Regions from separate parts of the Homo sapiens genome. Here region 2 is linked to region 1. The links are chromatin loops, found by intact Hi-C in ENCODE. Cell type or tissue: PC-3. All regions are shown on one strand. Each heading gives the region's core, and the rest is flanking DNA. Links, peaks and the distances in the headings are about the cores only.

The links. A loop is a pair of places that touch in the nucleus more often than their neighbours do. Peaks named below come from ENCODE experiments on the same cell type or tissue, not always from the same donor. Only the 100,000 strongest peaks of a DNase experiment are listed, where the experiment ranks them.
Region 2: a loop joins it to region 1, with 5 times the contacts of the local background. A loop is called at or near these places in 1 of 110 quality-filtered maps.

The regions. Positions count from the first base shown.
Region 1 is chrX:133,293,005-133,303,431 of GRCh38, reverse strand. It overlaps GPC4 (glypican 4), which reads left to right. Exons shown (of 9, transcript NM_001448.3): 8 at 91-266; 9 at 363-3,329. The coding sequence ends at 565. Among named protein-coding and RNA genes, the nearest start is that of TFDP3, 80 kb to the right of the region's middle. In PC-3, for the core only: no CTCF peak of the experiment used is centred there; a DNase peak (open chromatin) is centred at 6,021; H3K27ac peaks cover 1,299 bases.
Region 2 is chrX:133,187,566-133,197,992 of GRCh38, reverse strand. No RefSeq gene overlaps it. Among named protein-coding and RNA genes, the nearest start is that of TFDP3, 26 kb to the left of the region's middle. In PC-3, for the core only: no CTCF peak of the experiment used is centred there; a DNase peak (open chromatin) is centred at 6,212; H3K27ac peaks cover 2,469 bases.

The DNA.
Region 1 (10,427 bases), core at 3,092-8,091:
TCACGCCTGTAATCCCAGCACTTTGGGAGGCAGACAGATAAAATCTTTTCGCTTTACGAATCATCTTACTGGGGTCATTTTACATTCCAGGTACCTGTTTGCAGTGACAGGAAATGGATTAGCCAACCAGGGCAACAACCCAGAGGTCCAGGTTGACACCAGCAAACCAGACATACTGATCCTTCGTCAAATCATGGCTCTTCGAGTGATGACCAGCAAGATGAAGAATGCATACAATGGGAACGACGTGGACTTCTTTGATATCAGTAAGCATTTGTGGTTTGAAAGTACGAATTGCTCTTGTATGTCTTCTGATGAGAACAAGTGGAATGAAATTTCTATTCCATTTTTTTTTAAACTAGGTGATGAAAGTAGTGGAGAAGGAAGTGGAAGTGGCTGTGAGTATCAGCAGTGCCCTTCAGAGTTTGACTACAATGCCACTGACCATGCTGGGAAGAGTGCCAATGAGAAAGCCGACAGTGCTGGTGTCCGTCCTGGGGCACAGGCCTACCTCCTCACTGTCTTCTGCATCTTGTTCCTGGTTATGCAGAGAGAGTGGAGATAATTCTCAAACTCTGAGAAAAAGTGTTCATCAAAAAGTTAAAAGGCACCAGTTATCACTTTTCTACCATCCTAGTGACTTTGCTTTTTAAATGAATGGACAACAATGTACAGTTTTTACTATGTGGCCACTGGTTTAAGAAGTGCTGACTTTGTTTTCTCATTCAGTTTTGGGAGGAAAAGGGACTGTGCATTGAGTTGGTTCCTGCTCCCCCAAACCATGTTAAACGTGGCTAACAGTGTAGGTACAGAACTATAGTTAGTTGTGCATTTGTGATTTTATCACTCTATTATTTGTTTGTATGTTTTTTTCTCATTTCGTTTGTGGGTTTTTTTTTCCAACTGTGATCTCGCCTTGTTTCTTACAAGCAAACCAGGGTCCCTTCTTGGCACGTAACATGTACGTATTTCTGAAATATTAAATAGCTGTACAGAAGCAGGTTTTATTTATCATGTTATCTTATTAAAAGAAAAAGCCCAAAAAGCAGTAAAATTTCCATTTCTCCCTGTTATTTTAGTTGCCTTATCTGGAGAGACGTGGAGGTGATTTTCTTTTTTTTAAATTATTATTAAGACAGAATGTGAGGGCACAAGCAGGCTTCTGAGCCACTTGTCAGATTGTATTCAAAGCATCAATCCAAGAAGGAGGTTATGTGTACTTCATTTATTGGTGATAGTTGGAAGAGACTGCAGACTACTGCTTTGAATGAGTTGAATTACATAAGCTAAGATCACTATAGGTCCATTTCTTGAACCCACTTATACATAAAATGTAACCCATTTAGAAAAAGATTCTGGATATCATCCCCCTTGAAAGATAGAAAGCATTCAGGATGTCCCAGTTATCACATGTTCACACTTGGGTTTAGGGGTGTTTTTTTTTAAAACCAGGCAGGTTAGCTAGCCCACCCTGTGCTAGTTTTCATGTTCACACTGACCCTATTTGAATTAATATCCTTTGTTAGAGTGGTCGAGATTTCAAACCCAATTATGTACAGGGAGCTGTCTGAGAGCTAGCCAGAACTGGGGTACAGCCTGGGCTCAGGGAATAGCTGTCAACACTCGGGCAAAGTTTTTGTCTGTGCATGTGTATCTCCATTTGTTTTGGGATCCCAGTTTTTGTTTTAAGAGAGTATAAGGTGTCTCATTTGAGTCTTTTTCTTACCTAGCCCCCTCTTATCAGTAAAACAAAGGACTTGCCATGGTTCACAGCAATGTGCTACGATCCAAGATATCAGCCAAGGAGCCCACTTAGGGGAGAACTAGGTGTCCAGATTTTTGTATGTGTTGTTTTTCTTGGGGGATGGGGTGGGGTGGGAGTAGGTAGAGCTGAGAATACTACATCTTAGTGGTGACCTTTAGCCACGTGGGTGAAGTGGCAAAGGCCATGGCCATATCTGTTGTCCCAGGCCAAAGACTAACAACTGCCTTGGGAATCCCTTCCTTGTGTCCTTACCAAATGATAGCTCATAAAACTCTGATAATGTAACAAATCACTTTCAAAGGAGTTCCCAGAAGTCTTCAGAAAGACTAAAATTCTGTCTCTTCCTGCTTTAGACAGCCATTAAGATCCCAACTAATTTTACCGAACCTAAAACCCACAAAGAGGTTGTTTGTGTTATTGTTCAATCTTCAGTTGTAAGAGTAATTCTCTATTTTTATATTGAAACATAATTACTTGATAGCTCAGGGTCTACATTTCATTCAACTTTTTACACCAAATTCTGCAGAGTGGTCAAAATGGAATATTGGGGGCTGTTGTAAACAGAGGCTTAATTTTATTAGAAGTAGCCAGTTATTTATTAAAGCATGATGTTAATAAAATAGGCATATTCTGGCTGGTGTGTATAAGTGGTTTTTTTTTTAAAACAAATCAGAAGACATAAAATTGAAAAGGCACTCCATTTATATATAAGGGAAAATAGATTGTAAATAGCTAAGGGGCCTTGTGAGAACTTGGAAAATGTGCTGATACTTAGTAACTACCTCAGTTGTGAGGAATTTCCTTTTTAGCTTAGACTGCTATTACTTTTACTTGGTAGAAATGAATCTGGTCTCCAAAATATGGCTCAGAGAGTTATCCCCATAGACCTTGTTAGATTGTTTTTAATTTAAAACCTTGAACTCTGCCCAGCTGTTTTCTTCCAGTCAAATTCTCTAAACCAATAACATTTTCCAAATTAAGTATTCTTGAAGGTTCTTCTGAACTCTTACTGATTTGTTTTCTTTCTTTGCATTTTTTCCTGTTACTCTTTTATTATTTAAATTGTCTCTTGCTTTTGAACTTCAACTATGAAATAAACAAATCATAGATTTTTCCATTCAGGTCTGACTGGATAACTCTTGGCTTCTAAGCAGCTGGCAAGCTCACCCCCACTCCCCAAAAAAGAAGAAAGGCAAGTTGAATATTTTAAAACCTTAAGAGTTTGGAGTATGAAGTAGAATAAAAGCCTTGTTAGGAGAAGACCTGACTTTTCCAAAGTTAACAGCATGTGAAGGGCTTGTGTTTTACAAAGTCATTTATAAATTATTTTTCTTTAAAACACATCACCTACTCTGTACCTTAAAGATTTTACAACTCTTAGATTTATATTTTATTTCAAAAATCGTAACTAGCACCTGTTATTTTGATTAAAAGACACTGCGAAGAATTGACGTAAATTTCTAAAGTTTAGTTACTGAGTGTTCAAAACCTAACAGTTCACATGAAGTAAAAATTGTCATTTGTGATTACAGAATCAAAATAAAAATAGGTATGAATGGTGCTACACAAATTTCTGCTTCCCCTTTGTTAGCAGAATATGTCTATTTACATAGCTAAAGGGTAGTAGGTTATTAGGTTAGTGCAAAAGTAACTGCAGTTTTTGCCATTACTTTCAATGGCAAAATACTAACAGTTATCTACTAGAGGAGGGTGTGTGTGTGTGTGTGTGCGTGTGCACGCACACGCGCATGCACATGTAATGTCACTGCTAAGCCAAATGTAACTTTCTACCTTTTTTGAAACAACAACAAAGTACTCAAAATTCTTCTGACTTTGAACTTCATGGGAAAAAATATAACTGCATACCGTGATACACTTCACAAACTCAGTTTCTAATTTTTGACTCCTAAAATTCTTCTAAAATTCCTTTTTATATATGTGAAAAATACCTGAGAGATGACATTTGGTAACAGGAATTCTATTCTATCAATGAGCCAAATGCCAAGTAATATTTACTTGTGTACTTAGTTTTTAATTAGGTAATATATTGACAGGGTTTAAAAAACAGAACATACATCAAGAGACTGAGTGAATTTTCCTCCCATTCCTGCTTCCATCTGCCAAGTTGTCCCCACACCTCAAGTAAGCTCTTACTATTTACTTATGTATGTCTTCTTCCAAAGTTTATTTATGCATATACAAGCGAATATGAATAGAAGTTTACTCCTTTTTGTCATATAAAAGGTAGCGTTTTTGTTTGATTTTTGTTTGTTTGTGGGGTTTTTTTTGTTTTGTTTTGCTTTGTTTTTTGTTTTTTGAGACGGAGGCTCCCTGTGTCCCCTAGGCTAGAGTGCAGTGGCGCAATCTCAGCTCACCGCAACCTCCGCCTTCCGGCTCAAGCAATCCTCCCACCTCAGCCTCATGAGTAGCTGGGATTACAGGTGTGCACCACCACATCCAGCTAATTTTGTATTTTTAGTAGAGACAGGATTTCACCATGTTGGCCAGGCTGGTCTCAAACTCCTGGGCTCAAGTGATCTTCCCACCTCGGCCTCCCAAAGTGCTGGAATTGCAGGCATGAGCCACTGCGCCCATCAAAAAGGTAGCATTTTATGCTTATAATGTCCTATTTCTTTAGGTTAATTTTTTGAATATTGAGAATAGGAGACTCTAAGGATACGGCTCTGTAATTAAGTTTAGGATTCCTATTCTAAAGGCATGGCTTCTCAGTGGTAGCACATGTTGTGTTTTACTGTATTTTGGCCCAGATTAATTTAAGTAGTTTTTCAAGAAACAAACATTGAATAGAGTGAGGAATAGTTTGGCATTATAGCACTATAACCCCAGAGTGTACAATTTGGATGCTTTCTGTTTTTGTTAAGGTTTATTTTTGGTAGTTTGTTTTCATATCATCACCAGTGCAGAAGACATTAGCCAAAGCAGTTCGGAAGATCCTCTCAGAACACAGCACATTAATACCACTGTTCATGCTTAGGAATGGTTCACAGGAGCTGTTGTGACCTGGAATTTACTCATATTCTATTAGAATAAAGTATTCATTTTTTTGAGACAGGATATTACTCTGTCACCCGGGCTGGAGTGCAGTGGCATCATCAGAGCTCACTGCAACCTTGGACTCCTGTGCTTGAGTGATCCTCCCACCTCAGGCTCCTAAGTAGCTGGGACTACAGGCACACACCACCATACTCAGCTTTTTTTTTTTTTTTTTTGTAAAGACAGGGTATTGCCATGTTGCCCAAGCTGGTCTTCAATTCCTGGCTTCAAGTAGTTCTCCTGCCTTGGCCTCCCACGGTGCTGGGATTACAGGCATGAGCCACCACACTGGCCTTGAAGTACTTTTAATGCTTTCAAAAGTCCAGATGCCTTGAAGCAGCATCAACCACCACACAGAATGGAGATGAGGATACTAGGAAAATGTGTAACTACACCTTGGTTACTGCATCCAATGGTTCAGTCATTAGAATATGCAAATAAATTGTTCCAACTTCAGTTTTCTTGTAAAGTTGAATTTTTAATGAATCAGTGTTTGAGAGACTTCTGAGTTCAGTAAAATCTAAAGAAATGCATTCCTCAGCATGAGCGTCCACATGTGCAATTAAATGTACATTCCACTCTACTTTTGACATTTCTTAAATGTTAGGAATTCTGAAAAAAAGCACAGGGTTGTTGCAAAGACAAAGATCTTCACACATCAATCCTACTAGGTAAAAGCTAATGAAAGATAACAAGTGTGCTTAAAGAGTTAAGATAAAAGTATATGTGTGATGACCCCAGGAGGCTTTTATGATCCTGTTCTCTGGTCTTTGGGGAGGCCTTTGGCAGCAACTTTGTTGCCACTCCATGTTATTCTTAATTCCTGTGTTTCTTGCATAGTAGGATTAGAAGACCTGTGTGTGTGTGCGTGTGTGTGTGTGTGTGTGTGTGTGTGTATGTGTACACAAACCTACACACAGATTTATTAAGTGATTGTGTATTTTCAAACACTAAATACCAGGTAGATCTTACCCTGTCACTTAAGGGCTGCCTTCCTATGGCTGTCAGAGGGGTGTGCTTGGGGAATGTGGACTCATTTTAATAATAGCCTAAGGGAAACATAATTAAGAAGGTAAGTCTCCTGCCAAGAAAAAGAAAATACACATATATAAAATGCATACCAGAGACCAAATAGAATTTCTTAGATTTACCACTGCCTGTGTGTGCTTTTCTGCATCACCACAGATAACCTAAAGCTGACTGTAACCCGCTGTTCATGGTGACTCACTGCACAGAGCATTTTGGTGCCAGGTCAGCCAAAAAGAAATAATCACAGCCAGTGGGTGGTTTTCTGAACACACACATTAGGATCTCTCTGTCCTCTTTCAGTGCATTTGTCTTTAAAGGTCTTTACTGCCCCCACCCTCACCTTTCTTTTAAAATGTGCATAACAAATGGTTTTTACTCTGCTGTTTCAGTTCGGAACACTTTGCAACAGGATCTGGCAGCGGTAATGAACATTTAGACATTATTTAAAAAGAAACTAGTTATTTGCTGTTTATTTACTTATAACTTCCTGACTGAGAAGCGAGGCAGGGGCTGGGCCTGGTGGCTGACACATGTGATACCAACATTTTGGGAGGCCGAGGCAGGCAGATCACTTGATGTCAGGAGTTCAAGACCAGCCTGGCCAACATGGTGAAACCCCGTCTCTACCAAAAATACAAAAATTAGCCAGGTGTGGTGGTGGGCAACTATAATCCCAGCTACTTGGGAGGCTGAGGCAGGAGAATCACTTGAACCTGGGAGTTGGAGGTTGCTGTGAGCTGAGATCGCACCACTGCACTCCACCCTGGGCAACAGAGCAAGACTCCATCTTAAAAAAAAAAAAAAAAAAAAAAAAGGTGAGGCAGGAAGAACCTGTGTGCCCGGCACTAAGGCTGGGCCACATCAATTCTGTTACAGAATTCTGCAGAGTAGAAGTCAGTCCATTTCATAGATGAGTCAAAGGATGCAAAGAAGTCGGGTAACTTGGCCAAGGGTGACACCCACATAAGAAATGCAAGAACCAGATTTGAAGCATCGGTGGGTCTGCCATCAGGCCGAGCCTGCTCAAGTGCTACTTTTCCTTCGATTGCTGCTTTTCCCTTACCCTACATTGTCTGAATCATTAGGAAAGGACAAGGCTTGTCAAGCTTACCATATGTAGAGCTGCCCTGCCCCTGAGGAAGGGTCGGGTTAATGGCCATAGGAGGCACTGATTAACTTGGCTGACCTGAGTATGGGCCAAGGAGTCCAGGGCCACCTGGAGGCAAATCTTGATGATGAAGAGGGTTTTTGACTTCACACAGTGGCTCCTTGCTCTGTGGACTTCAAAGCAGAAAGAACTCCAGTGCATCCGGATTATGTGCCATCATTGATGTGCTGGTTCTTGAAGAACGATTTTATTTTATTTTATTTTATTATTTTATTTTATTTTAGTATTCGACGCAGAATCTCACTCTGTCGCCCAGGCTGGAGTGAAGTGGCACGACCTTGGCTCACTGCAAACTCTGCCTCCCCTGTTCAAGTGATTCTCGTGCCTCAGCCTCCCGAGTAGCTGGGATTACAGGCATTCGCCACCATGCCCAGCTAATTTTCGTATTTGTAGTGTAGAGACAAGGTTTCACCATGTAGGCCAGGCTGTTCCTGAACTCCTGATCTCAAGTGATCTGCCCGCCTCTGCCTCCCAAAGTGCTGGGATTACAGGCGTGAGCCACTGCGCCCAGCCTGAAGAAATAATTATTAACTCGAGGTATCTTGTCTACCCTTTCCAGGACAGCCTGTGAATGTGAAATTACCCATTCACAGGCTGTGGGAATGGTTCTGGGGGTGCCCTTGCAGCGACAGTGCTGAGAAGGCTGAACACTTAAGGAAATACAGTTTGTTGAGGAAAATATCATGGTTTACATAGGAAAAATTCATACCTGCTTAATCAGCTGGGGCTCTGTGTGGGAGGTAAACACATCTTGGGATAAGTAGGGGCCAGTGAACATCATCTGGGTTTCTTAAAGAGCCCTTGACAAGACTCCGTCTTAAAGTTTACACCTGGGTCACAGATTAGACCCAAAGAACAGGGATGAACAGGCACTATTCTAGAGGGGGAGTGTAATAGGTTTTTCCTGCAGGACTGGTCTTAGTGCACATTAGAAAAGACATCTACAGACAAAATCTGTGTGTTAGGAAGGAGAGATTTTAACTTCTCACTTCCTACCTAGGAAAGAAATCCAGACCTCTTGTTGATTGTGTGCTGATCATGTGTCCCAGCATCCCCACAGGGCAGTATGTGCAGAACAGAATGGGAAAGATCCTGACCTAGGTGTGCTTTGTACTCTGGGTTTGACCTCCACCTTGATAGAAGGTCCAGAGATGAGCAGCAAAATCAGCAGGGACTGAGGGCTTTACCTCCAAGTGAATGACAAGTGATGCCTCACTGGTCTGCAGAGACAGAGACTCAAACCTATAGAATTGGGGCTGTGGGGAAGGTGAATTCCTAGAACTAAAGGCACGCTACCCTCTCAGAACGAGTAAACGATCCATTTTGAAAAAAAAAAAAAGGAATTCTTTCTTACTCAATGAGCAGTGATTTATGTAATTGCTCAAATTAAAGATGCTGGCCAGGCATGGTGGCTCACACCTGTAATCCCAGCACTTTTGGAGACTGAAGTGGGTGGATCACTTAAGGTCAGGAGTTTGACATCAGCCTGGGCAACATGGTGAAACCCTGTCTCTACCAAAAATACAAAAATCAGCCGGGTGGGGAGGTGCACACCTGTAATCCCAGCTACTCGGGAGGCTGAGGCAGGAGAATCGCTTGAACCCAGGAGGCAGAGGTTGCAGTGAGCCGAGATCATGCTACTGCACTCCAGCCTGGGCAACAGAGTGAGACTCCGTATCAAAAAAAAAGAAAAGAAAAATGTTTAATACTCTAGGCTGCTGGTGATCAGCTGATGCTGAACAAAATCCCTGGAGCCAAAAGGTGAATCAGAGTGGGATGGGGAGAGGGCAGCACTATCTGAGGTGGCCATTGGAGCTAGGTATTCATTACTCTTCAACCCACCCTTTGGACCATCAGCCTGTACCTAAGTCAGGGCTGGATGAACCCCTGTGTGACCCACATTGCACAGTTTGTCAACCAGGTTCCTTTTGGGGAGTTGTAATTTATATCCAACTGAAGAATTTGAAGGTGCTTGTCATGTTGAAACAGGGACTCCAAAAATAAAGTGTCCAGAGAGGCCAGCCCTTGGCTAGCAGTCATGTGGCTCTGGATGTCTGGCCTCCAAAACCACAAGGAATTTGAGGCAATCATATGATTTATGACAGGTCTGGCCCTGGCCTTTGAATAGGAGGGCAGGAGGAAAACTTGACATAGGATGGGGCCTCTGTCTCCATTGGGGAGACAAGACTCCTCAGGAAACATGCCAGTGAAATCACGAGCTCTGAGCTGTCTTGCAGGTCAAGGGAGAGGGGTGCACATTGGAAAGTTCAGGGTGACTTCCTGGGGAGGCAGGGCTAGAATCGGGCATGGTTGGAGGGGAGAATTTGACTAGGCAGGGAAGAGAGGGGAGGAAATTCTCCTAGGAGCTCTCGTGAGCAGGACCCATCATTAGTTCTTACTATTCCTTGGATGCTACAGGTTGCCTTCCACACTCAGTAAAGCACTGGCTGGTTTGGATTGTAAGAGTAAGGGCAGGGAGGTGGGACAAAGTGTGGTCTGGGGGTGGTGGTGGGATGGGTGTGGGGAGTGAGGAAGCAGAAGAGAAATGTGTCTGAAAGGCAGAGGTGATGGGTTTCCTAGTACAAGACTGGTGAAGGATGGGATGAGACTGTGAAGCCCTCAAAAGCCAGGCAAGGTAATTTAGCATTCAAGTGGGCAGGCCCTAACACAGTTTCTTGAGTAGGACGAGACGTGATGCACAGGATATGTAAAGAAGAACTAGGTAGGAGTGTGTAGCATGGATTCAGTGGAGTCATCCTTGGGCTTGACACTGTGCTCAGTGCTGTACTATGCAACCCGTGGGGGTTCAACTCCCTTTACACCTAATACACACCAGCCTCCCCCCAACAATTTTGATTTGGAGCTTTCCAGTGAAGATATTCCAGTTCAATTCAAGGGATACTTTTTGGATGTCCAGGTTTGGAATGTAGTAAGACATATTTTAAGTGGTCCTCCCCATTTCCCACCCCGTCACACCTTTGAATTCTGGCCAGTCACATGCACATATCTTTGCCACATCTTCAAACATTGCTTCTAGGTGCCCCACCCTCACCCCTACTGCCAGAGTCATTCCAGAGATCCCAGATGTCTTAGGCCACTCTATTCTGCTCTGGCCTCCTAGCTGGAAAGAAACACAAGAGGTATCCCTGGGGTCTACTTCCCCAGACATCATCCTGCAGGGACCTGGGATTATATGGGAGTTGGAAAACCTCTTCGGGCATTAGGCAGCCAGCTGGTGGGTTGAGGGCACCAAGTATAAATCAGGTTAAGGAGGAGCCACTCTGGTGAGGTGTGAGAGGGACAGACACCTGCCTACTTGCCTCTCCCCACCCCAAGTGGCTTATGTCAAGTTACCACTTGTGTACCCTAGATCACAGTTGGAAAACTACAAAGCAACTGTTTAACTTTGGG
Region 2 (10,427 bases), core at 3,639-8,638, 110 kb after region 1:
CTAGTTCCATTCATGAGGGCAGAGAGAGCCCTAATGACTTTATCACTTCCAAAGGCCCCACCTTTATTTTTGAGAGAGGGCCTTGCTCTATCACCCAGGCTGGAGTGCCCTGGTGCCATCATAGCTCACTGTAATCTTGTACACCTGGGCTCAAGTGATCCTCCCACCTCAGCCTACTGAATAGCTGAGACCACAGGTATATGCCACTGTGCCCAGCTAATTTATTTTTATTTTTGTAGAGTTGGGGTCTTCCTATGTTGCCCAGGCCGGTCTTCAACTCCTGGCCTCAAGCCATCCTCCCACCTGGGCCTCCCAAAGTGCTAGTATTATAGGTGTGAGCCACCACACCCAGCCTCAATCTGTCACCTTTAATTTGAAACTCTTAAAGGATGAGTCTACAATCATCGTCTTCTTTCAGGAGAATTTTCCCAACAACTTGTCACATTCTATAAAATTTCTCTCAGTGGTTTTCATTTGTAGTGCATTAAATTTATATGTAAACCTAGTTACCTTTGCGATACTTGGTCTCTCCAGTATTAATTTATCTTGGTAAATAGTATCATTTATTCATGCCTTCCTTTCCTTCTCCCATCAGTATTCTGTGATTTTAATATATCTTTATTCTCTCAAATTAAGGGAATAACCAAGTATTTAACATTTTGTCATTATTCTGAATCCCCTTTTTCATATTGTCTAGCTTTGTGTCACTCTTATTAGGAATGTGACTAACTTTTGTTATTAATCTTATGCTTCTTTGCTGAACATCTTTATTATTTTTAATGAATTTTGTGTTGATGCCATGGACATCTTCCTTATAGAGTCCTGTCATTTGAGCGAGTGACATTTTTATTTTTCTTTCACATATTTATAACTTATTCTTTTTCTTCAGTCTCATTTTATTAAAAAGTTAATTAAGACTGATGAAAGAGACATCCTTGTTATACTTACGTTTTTATTAGAGTCTCCGGTGCCTCTGGCTCTTGAATTTAGGCTTGCAGAATGTTCCTCCTAAGAAAGAAAACTTCCCATGCCTTTTTATTTTGTTTAATCAGTGGAAGCTTTGAACTTTAAGAAATGTCTTCTCGCCAGCATTCTCTTTTTTTCTTTTTTTCTTTTGAGACAGAGTCTCGAGTGCAGTGGCATGATCACAGCTCACTGCAGTCTCAACTTCCCAGGTTCAAGCGATCTTCCCACTTCAGCCTCCTCAGTAGCTGGGACCACAGGCCTGTACTACCACACCTGGCTGATTTTTAAAAAATTTTTGTAGAGATGGGTCTCACTATGTAGCCCCAGCTGGTCTTGAACTCGTGAGTTCAAGCAATTCTCCCACTTCGGCCTCCCAAAGTGTTGGGATTACAGGCGTGAGCCCCCGTACCCGGTCTCACCAACTTTTGAAATATCAAGCATCAGCTCAAAACATCTTTGGTAAGGTTATCTAATATGACCCCCATCCCCCACCTGCAGTCACTCTATCGTGTCATCCTGTCTTATTTTCTTCAAAGCACTTGTCACCCTGTGAAACTATTCTAGTTAGCTACTGGCTTGTTATCTATCTCCACCATGAGACTAGAGGCTTCAAGAGAGCCAGGCTCATTGCCTGTCTTGTTCACTGTTGTATCCCCAGTGTCTAGAACAGTACTTGATAAATACTAGGCTCTCAATACATATTTGTTGAAGGCATACGTGGATAGGATTTTTATATTTTGTCCATTAATATGATATCTTATGTTAACAGTGTTTCAAGGCTGGGTGCGGTGGCTTATGCCTATAATCCCAGTACTTTGGGAGGCAAAAGTGGGTGGATCCCTTGAGCCCAGGAGCTTGACACCAGCCTGGGCAACATGGTGAAATCCCATCTCTACAAAAAAATACAAAAATTAGCCAGGCATGGTAGTGCACACCTGTAGTCCCAGCTACTTGGGAGGCTGAGGTGTGAGGGTTGCTTGAGCCCAGAAGGTCAAAGCTGCAGTAAGCCATGATCACGCCACTGCACTCCTGCCTGGGTGACAGTGAGAACCTGTCTCGAAAACAAAATAAAATACAAAAAACAGTGTTCGTAACATTATAATTTTTTTGTAAGCCTTCCACCGGGTCACAGCAGTACTGCATTCTTTTTGCTACAGTATTTTTTAGAAGTTCTGTATTCATATTCACAAGACTAACCTGTACTTTTCTTTCTTTATATTGTTGTTTCCTTATATATATTTTAAAAAACATATTTGTCTCATAAAACAAGTTTGGTAAGACACCCTTTTCTATATTTTTTAACAGATTGTTTAATAGAAGGATTGTTCCTTAGAAAAATTCTCTAGTGAATTGATCAGAGCCAGGTGCCTGATTTTATATTATTTTAATACTCCTTTTTCTATTGCTTTTCTCTAAGAATAATCCATTCATGCTAATTTTCCCATGTCATAGTTGATATTGTGTATATTTGTGCATGTCCTCATTCATAGCTACTCAGTTATTACTTTCATTAGCATGTAGGTGAAAATGATAATAGCTCACTCCATTTAATCATGTATTAATTCAATAAATAGTTATTGAGTCATTGCCCCTAAAGGCTGGTGGCATAAAAATGAACAAGATACATTGTCTGGGCCAGGTGCAGTGGCTAACATCTGTAATCCTGACCTTGGGAGACTGAGGCAGGAAGATTGCTTGGGGCCAAGGGTTCAAGACCAGCCTGGGCAACATAGCAAGACCTCATCTCTACAATTCAAAAATTTAGCCAAGCATGGTGGCACATGCCTGTGGTCCCAGCCCCTTGGGAGGCTGAGATGGGAGGATCACCTGCTGCAGTGAGCCATAATGACACTACCACACTGCAGCCTGGGCAACAGAGTGAGACCCTATCTCAAAATAATAATAATAATAATAATGATAACAATACAGTCTCTGTTCTCACGGACTCTATAATCAGGTTGTAGAGTGTGCTGGTTGGTCCCTGTTGGTGTCCCCCATAACCCTACTGTAACTCATTCTTTGCCCTGCTCTGCCCTAAGAGGCTGACCTCTGTGGACTCAATCACCAAGGCTCTTCTGCCCTCTGGCTTCAGGTAGGATTCCACATTTGGGAGGAATGGCAGGAAATGAAAGTTTCACAGGAAGTGAGAAGTTGGGAGGTACAAGAGACTGGCATATTTATTCCGTTGGCTCCCTGCCTTGCAGGCTGTGTTTTAGTAGTGGCTTCATTCTTCTACCCATTGCCATAGCTTCTGGGAGGCAGCCCCTCTCTACCAGCTTCAATTCTTGCCATGCTTTCCCGAAACCATTCCTGCTGCTTGCCTCTTTGGGCTAGGGGTGGTAGAGACTTGCTGTTGCTTGCCCCAGGGTGCTGCAGCATCCCTTGTTGGTTCCCTTAACCCTGTGCATATTATTGCAAATAGTCCCTTTATTAGATTTTCCTCTGTAAAACCTTTTGGAGTATGGCATCTGTTTCCTGCCAGAAGCCTATTAATATAAGGAGATGGACAAATAAACATATAATTAAAGTATAGTGTGATAAATGTTTTAATAGCAATATACAGAATGCTATAGAAAGAGAGAAGAGGGGCACATAACCCCAAGTATTTTGAATTTGTCTTATTGTTAAATCTCTTGTATCTAATTTATTACATTGTGTGTGTTTTTAATCTTTTGTAAATCATTTGGCCAGTGGTTGTTAGTTCCACTGATTTTTCAAAGAAACAACTATTGGGGTTTTATTTTTGTTTTTACCAAATGGTTATTTTTATCTTTTCAATTTTGTTTAATATATATATATTTATTTATTTAGGGACAGGGTCTTGCTCTGTTACCCAGGGGCCGGAGTGCAATGGCACGATCACAGCTCCCTGCAGTTCAGAACTCCTGGGCTCAAGCCATTTTCCCACCTCAGCCTCCCGAGTAGCTGGGACCACAGGCCCATGCCACTACGCCCAGCTAATTTTTGTATTTTTTTGGTAGAGACAGGGTTTCACCATGTTGCTCAGGCTGGTCTCGAACTCCTGGGCTCAAATGATCCACCTGCCTTGGCCTCCCAAATTGTTGTGATGACAGGTGCGAGCCACCGTGCTCAGCTCATTTTGCTTATTTTTATTTGGGATTTTCTGTTTCTATATTTTGGGAGGTTGCTTTATTCCCTTTTAAAGGGATTTAGAGATTTAGTTCATTCTATTCCTGTTGCTCTTTCTTTCTTATTGATATAGGCATTTACAGTGCTACATTTTCTTTTAAGTACTGCATTGGCAGCATTCTATGTATTATGAAATGCTGTATTTATATTTCATTAAAAATTATTCTGTCATTTTGCTCTGCATTTTTTTCCTGACCTGGGAATAACCTAAGAGTCTTAAAAATTCTATATTGTTGTTTATTATTTAATTATATTCTTGCTATATATTTTCAATGTTAATTCATTACAGTCTGAGAATGTAGAATTTAAGAAATATTTACAAAATGCATTTGCATTCTCTGTATGTGATTGACTTTTGTGACATTTCTATGTTAACCAATAGTAAAGTATGTTTCCATTGCATGAACATGAAGTTATCTCTATGTTGTAATGTTGTCCAGAGCTGCTCTCTGGGTGCATATCCTTCTTTGTTATTTTGAGGCAGAGTCTTGCTCTGTTGCCCAGAAGGCTGGAGTGCAGTGGCACAATCTCGGCTCACTGCAACCTCCACCTCCTGGGTTCAAGTGATTCTCATGCCTCAGCCTCTCGAGTAGCTGGGATTACAGGTTTGTGCCAGCACGCCCAGCTAATTTTTGTAGTTTTAGTAGAGACGGAGTTTCACCACGTTGGCCAGGTTGGTCTCGAACTCTTGACCTCAGGTGATCCACCCATCTTAATGTCCCAAAGTGCTGGGATTACAAGCATAAGCCACTGAGCTGGGCCCATGTCTCAACTTTGAATCAGAGTGTCTTTCTTTTTTCTTTGCCCAATTATTATTATTATGATTATTACTTTTTTGAGACAGGGTCACCAAGGCTGGAATGTGGTGGTACCATCATGGCTCACTGCAACCTCAAACTCCCAGACTCACGTGATCCTCCAAACTCAGCCTCCTGAGTATCTGGGACTATTGGCATGCACCACCACACCTGGCTAATTTATTTTTTAATTTTTAGTAGAGACAAGATATCGCTCTGTTGCCCAGGTTAGTCTTAAACTCCTGGGCTCAAGTGATCTTCCTGCCTCAGCCTCGTGAGTAGCTGAGACCACAGACATGTGCCACCACACCTAGCTAATTATTTCTATTTTTTGTAGAGAATTCCTGGACTCAAGAGACCCTCCCGCCTCAGCTTCCCAAAGCACTGGGATTACCAGCATGAACCAACATGCCTGGCGAGTTTTCTTATCTATTAAATGTTAACCAAATATTAGAGGATTGCTGTAAGAATTAAATGCAATTAAAATGTGGAAAGTCTCTGTGGGACTCTCTTGACAACTTGTTTCAGTTTTTCTAGAACCTAAAACATACTGCTTTCCAAAGAAACCTCAATTTGTTTGGACCCTTGTTGTAATATCTCCAATTCACTTAGTGTTGCTTAGATTTTCCTCTCATTATTTTTTCTTCTCCAGAGCATGAGGTGCAAGCTTTGGAGGCATTCTTTAAATATTTTCTTAATTTTCCTTGAACACCCAATAATGTCCTTCATCTTAAAGTGTAAATATTTGGTATATAGGTAGCAGGCTTTGAAACCAGATTTTTTTTGACTCTTGAATTCAATGCACTTCGAAGTGCATTAGGATTGCTAGGAGAAGATGAGACAATAGGATCCCTCCTCATCTCTCACTACTACCGTCATTAAAACAAAGCCACAAAACCAGTGACCCTTTACGTAACTGGAAAAATCGTGAAAGGTAGGCAGGTAGTTTAGGGACAGTGAGGTTTATTGAGTTCTTGGATTCTTTTTCCCTTCAATTAACTTGGTAATCCCTAGGTATAATAGCTTTTTGGACGATTAAAAGATTTGGAAACAATGATACAACATAAGTCATATGAGAGACAATTTTATAATGCTGCTGATTCATTTTATAATTGTCCTAAGCCTGAGTCCTGGTGGTACAAAACAATGCTTTGTTGTTTTCAGAAACTTTGAGAGAGCAACTCTGGCATAACATCTTTCACTTCCCAGAGAAAATATAGCTTTCAATGAGCAATCCAATTGTGGGTTTAAGAAGAACGTTTTCTGGGGACAGAGAATGAGTATTCAGTGTTGTGGTCTTGCAATGAGATCCAGAATTGTTTGTTCCCATGGGAAGGAGTTCAAGAAGGGCACCTCAGAGGGAAATTTCAGCCCTTCTCTGTGGCTCAAGTATGAGAATGGGAAGCGAAACGTAGATGTTTGAAGAGGAGAGCCAGGACTGGCCTTCCAGGAACACAGTCACTTGCCTGCTGTAATTTGAGAGGTACCAGAAGGCCTCCCTCTCACCATGTACTATCTGCCCCCAGCATTGATGTCAGCAATTTCACCTGAGCATTCTTGTGTTAAGCATGACCATCTTTAAAAGCACAAATCACCCTCGTGCCAGTTCCCATTAATCCTCCAGTACGATTTAATTTCTCAGATATCTTTCCTTTCCTCTCTGACCACGGAAACCAGGTTTTGGTTGCTTTGGGAGGAAGAATAGGCTAGGAATGCAGAGAGAGCTTGTACCTGCCCCATTCACATCTCCCCCAGCCATTTGGAGTCAGTTCCCTTAGCATTGTTACAAAGTTCCCCAACACATCTGCTCCACTTAAGGTTTCAGGTTCCTGGAGCCCTGGGTCTCAGCAGGAGCCCCAGAGGCCTTTGCAGGAGTTGTTCTTTGTGGCAAGATTGGTTTAAGGCCCTCGGTGGGCCCCGTGTCTAGGAGCACCTGCTACGCTGTTTGCAGAGGTAGGTGAGAGGTGGCCCTCTGGCTGGGGACAAGAGCTGGAGCGGCTCTGCCACAAGCCAAATGACCTGCTTGAGCTCTCAGCCAGGGCTGTCTTTCTACCCATCTGCTGCTCAGCCCCAGAGGGAGCCCCTCACTCGTGGGAAGAAAGGGCTCTTTTGGCCTTCCTTAAAGGTGCTGGCTGAGATGAAGGGGAAAAGAAGTGCCAGGAAATGGAAGACAAACACTCACATTCCAAAGGGGAAGGATGGAGTTCAGCAGAAGGAAAGCACTGACTTATGTATATTATCTCATGTAGATAAGAAAAAATTTACCTGACTCACAGCTGGTGGAGGGGAGAAAGGAACTGGGGTACTCCTGGGGAGAGAGGGGTGTTTCTGTGTCCTAACTCCTGACTTGCAAAGGCAGCTGGCCTGTTTAATTTCCTTCCAGGTTCCTAAGGCTCAGGACTTCTAGGGCCATTAGACTGCCAGGAAGGGCCTAAAGCCAAATCATGAGGTAGGTAGAGTGGAGCTTTGCTATGTTCCTCCTGACTTCTGCCTTCAGTTCCCATCCTGGGACCCCTTCCCCTCTTTCCTTTTAACATTCTGAGTTGGGTTCTTCTGTGGCCTCTCTCCTGCCTCAGGAGAAAGAACCTAAGGCTTCATTCAAAATGTAGGGGTGGGCCAGGTGTGGTGGCTCACACCTGTAATCCCAACACTTTGGGAGGCCGAGGCGGGTGGATCACCTGAGGTCAGGAGTTTGGGACCAGCCTGTCCAACATGGTGAAACCCCGTCTCTACTAAAAACACAAAAAATTAGCCAGGCGTGGCAGCAGGTGCCAGGAATCCCAGCTACTCGGGAGGCTGAGGCAGGAGAATCGCTTGAACCCGGGAGACAGAGGTTGCAGTGAGCCAAGATCGTGCCACTGCACTCCAGCCTGGGTGACGAGAGGGAAACTCCGTCTCAAAAAAAAAAAAAAAAAAAAGTATGGGTGATGTCTTCAAGTGGCATCCTACCCCGTGGAATTGCCTCTTTAGGAGGATGGTAGAGGCCAGGCACAGTGGCTCACACCTGTCATCCCAGCACTTTGGGATGCTGGGGTGGGAGGATTGCTTGAGCCCAGGAATTCAAGACTAGCCTGGGCAAGATAGTGACACCCCTTCTATACAAATAAGTTAAAAATCAGCTGAGCATGGCGCTGCACACCTGTAGTCCTTGCTACTTGGGAGGCTGAGGTGGGAGGATCACATGAGTCCATGAGTTTGAGGCTGCAGTGAGGCATGATCGTGTCACTGCACTCCAGCTGGGGCAACAGAGCAAGACCTTGTCTCAAAAAAAAAAAAAAAGAAAAAAAAGAAAAAAGGAGGATGGTAAAGGCAGAGGACACCACCTCACCACTAGACCTGAGTCTCTACGGGCAGAATTTCAGGTCAGGGCAATAAGTCTATGTCTCTGGAAGGGAAGGACCTGGTGTTGTGAGCCTTCAAGAGCAGCCCAAGAATTGCCATCCCCAGAAGAGAGAATTCTGAGTTCATTTCCAGCCTGTGACTCTGTGTCCTGGGCTCTCTCCCACCACCCTAGAATGTACCTCTCGAGCATTTTGGCAATAGCAGCCCTTTTTCTTTCTGTCTGACGCTTCTTTAAGTGTACACAGTGATACTTTAGGCTGAGGCTATGTTTGAATGAAATCGAAACAGTCAGCCCTGCCTTCGATTAGAATTCAGACACGCTGGAAAACTCCCAAAGCTTCACCTGTTTGTGGTTAATCTGCACCAATCACAGCTCTGCACTGTCAAGGCAGTTACAGAGAATTCAAGTATTCAAATCGAGGGGAGAACCTCCTAGTCATCCTTTCCCAGGCCCAGAACCAGAGATCCTAGCAAAGAAGACGGCTTTTAATGGAGTCCGAGGGGCTCCTAAACAAATATGAAGTTTAACATTAGTGTTTAGAAAAGTTACTCAAGATTATTCTTTTAAAATCTATTTTATAAACTGCCAGCTAGCAGGCCTCCCAGGATCATTTTTAATTTTCCAGAGCTCGTATATGAAAACTGTCCCCAGAGACCCCAGGCAGCCAGCAACATCCTCCTACTGATAAGCAAGAAAGAGGAATCATGAGAAGAGAATTTTGGAGCAAGAGCTAAATGTATTCAAAGGCAAATTAAAATTAGGCATCCGTCTGAAGAAACATATGGCTTGAAAATGACCATTCCTACCTCCATTGGGGAGTTTTTCATTCTCTACGCCAGCCCTTTAAGTGCATCCCTGTGGAATGAAACTGGAGTTCCCAGGCCCAGTCTTCAGGCAATTGTGTGAGTCAATTGCCTTCTTGTTTGGTGAAGAGAATAAGCCATTATTTACAGTTGTCTCTCAGGAGCCTCCGGGAGATGCAAAATAATTGCAGTTCCCAGCAATGTGATTAAACTGTGCTTAAGAGATGCCCTGCAGCAAGTACAGAACAGAAAAGTGAGCAAATACTTTGTTCCAATGGATGTTTAAATTGGAAAAGCTTACACAAGACTTTCCAGCCAAACAAAGGAGGAAACTTGAAGGACATCTTTCAAATACATTTTTTTTTTATGCGACAGGGTCTCATTCTGTCACCCAGGCTGGAGTGCAGTGATGTGAACATTGCTCACTGCAGCCTCAACTTCCTGGGCTTAAGCGATCCCCCTACCTCAGCCTCCCGAGTAGCTCAGACTACAGGTGCGCATCACCACTCCTGGCTAATTTTTGTATTTTTTGTAGAGTTGTGTTGTGGGGGGTGGGGAGGGGATGTCTCACCATGGCTGGCCTCAAACTCCTGGACTCAAGCAAACTCACCATGTTGCCCAGCTGGTTTCAAACTCCTGGACTCAAGCAATCTTCCCACCTCAGCCTCCCAAAATGCTGGGATTACAGGCATAAGCCACTGCACCTGGCCGTCAAATACATTCTTAAAGCATGTTGGGGCAAATATCTTTCTTGGATTTAGGGAATCACTTCAGAATGGAGACCCCAGAGCTGACTGAAGCCAGTGAAAGCCCGAGTCATGTGATTTATTGGCCTAGCTTGTGTCTAGGAGAAATCTAATCTTAGAGTGGGTCCTTTTAGATTTTCTGAACACATAGGGGTTCCAGGAAGGGAGTATCCACCCAGGCCTTTGCAGCCAAGGGAAACCTTGGGGAGCCCTCAGGAGATGGAAATGGGGAGAGGAGAGAAGGGCATGGGAAAAACAAGAGGATAAACATTCCAAAAGGTGTAAGGGAAGGCCCCAGAGAATTCCTGCTTTTCCCTAAATCTGCTACTTGAAATTTGAGTGTATGTGCATTTTTTTTCTTTCCATAATTTCTTAATTAGAAACTCGGGTAAATCCCGTTGCTATGAGCTGAGAGCTCAGGCTTGTCAACTAGAAAGCACACCTGCATCAGGGTGGGGAAAAGCACATTTCCTTCCATCTTAACATTTGTCTTTCATTTGGGCAAATGAGGGAAGGAATTCTGCTCAACCCAACAGACTCTGTGGGTTATAGGATCTTGGATGAAGCACTTCCCTGCTCGCAGATTTAGTTTTCTCACCTTTGTTTCTTTTTTTGAGATGGA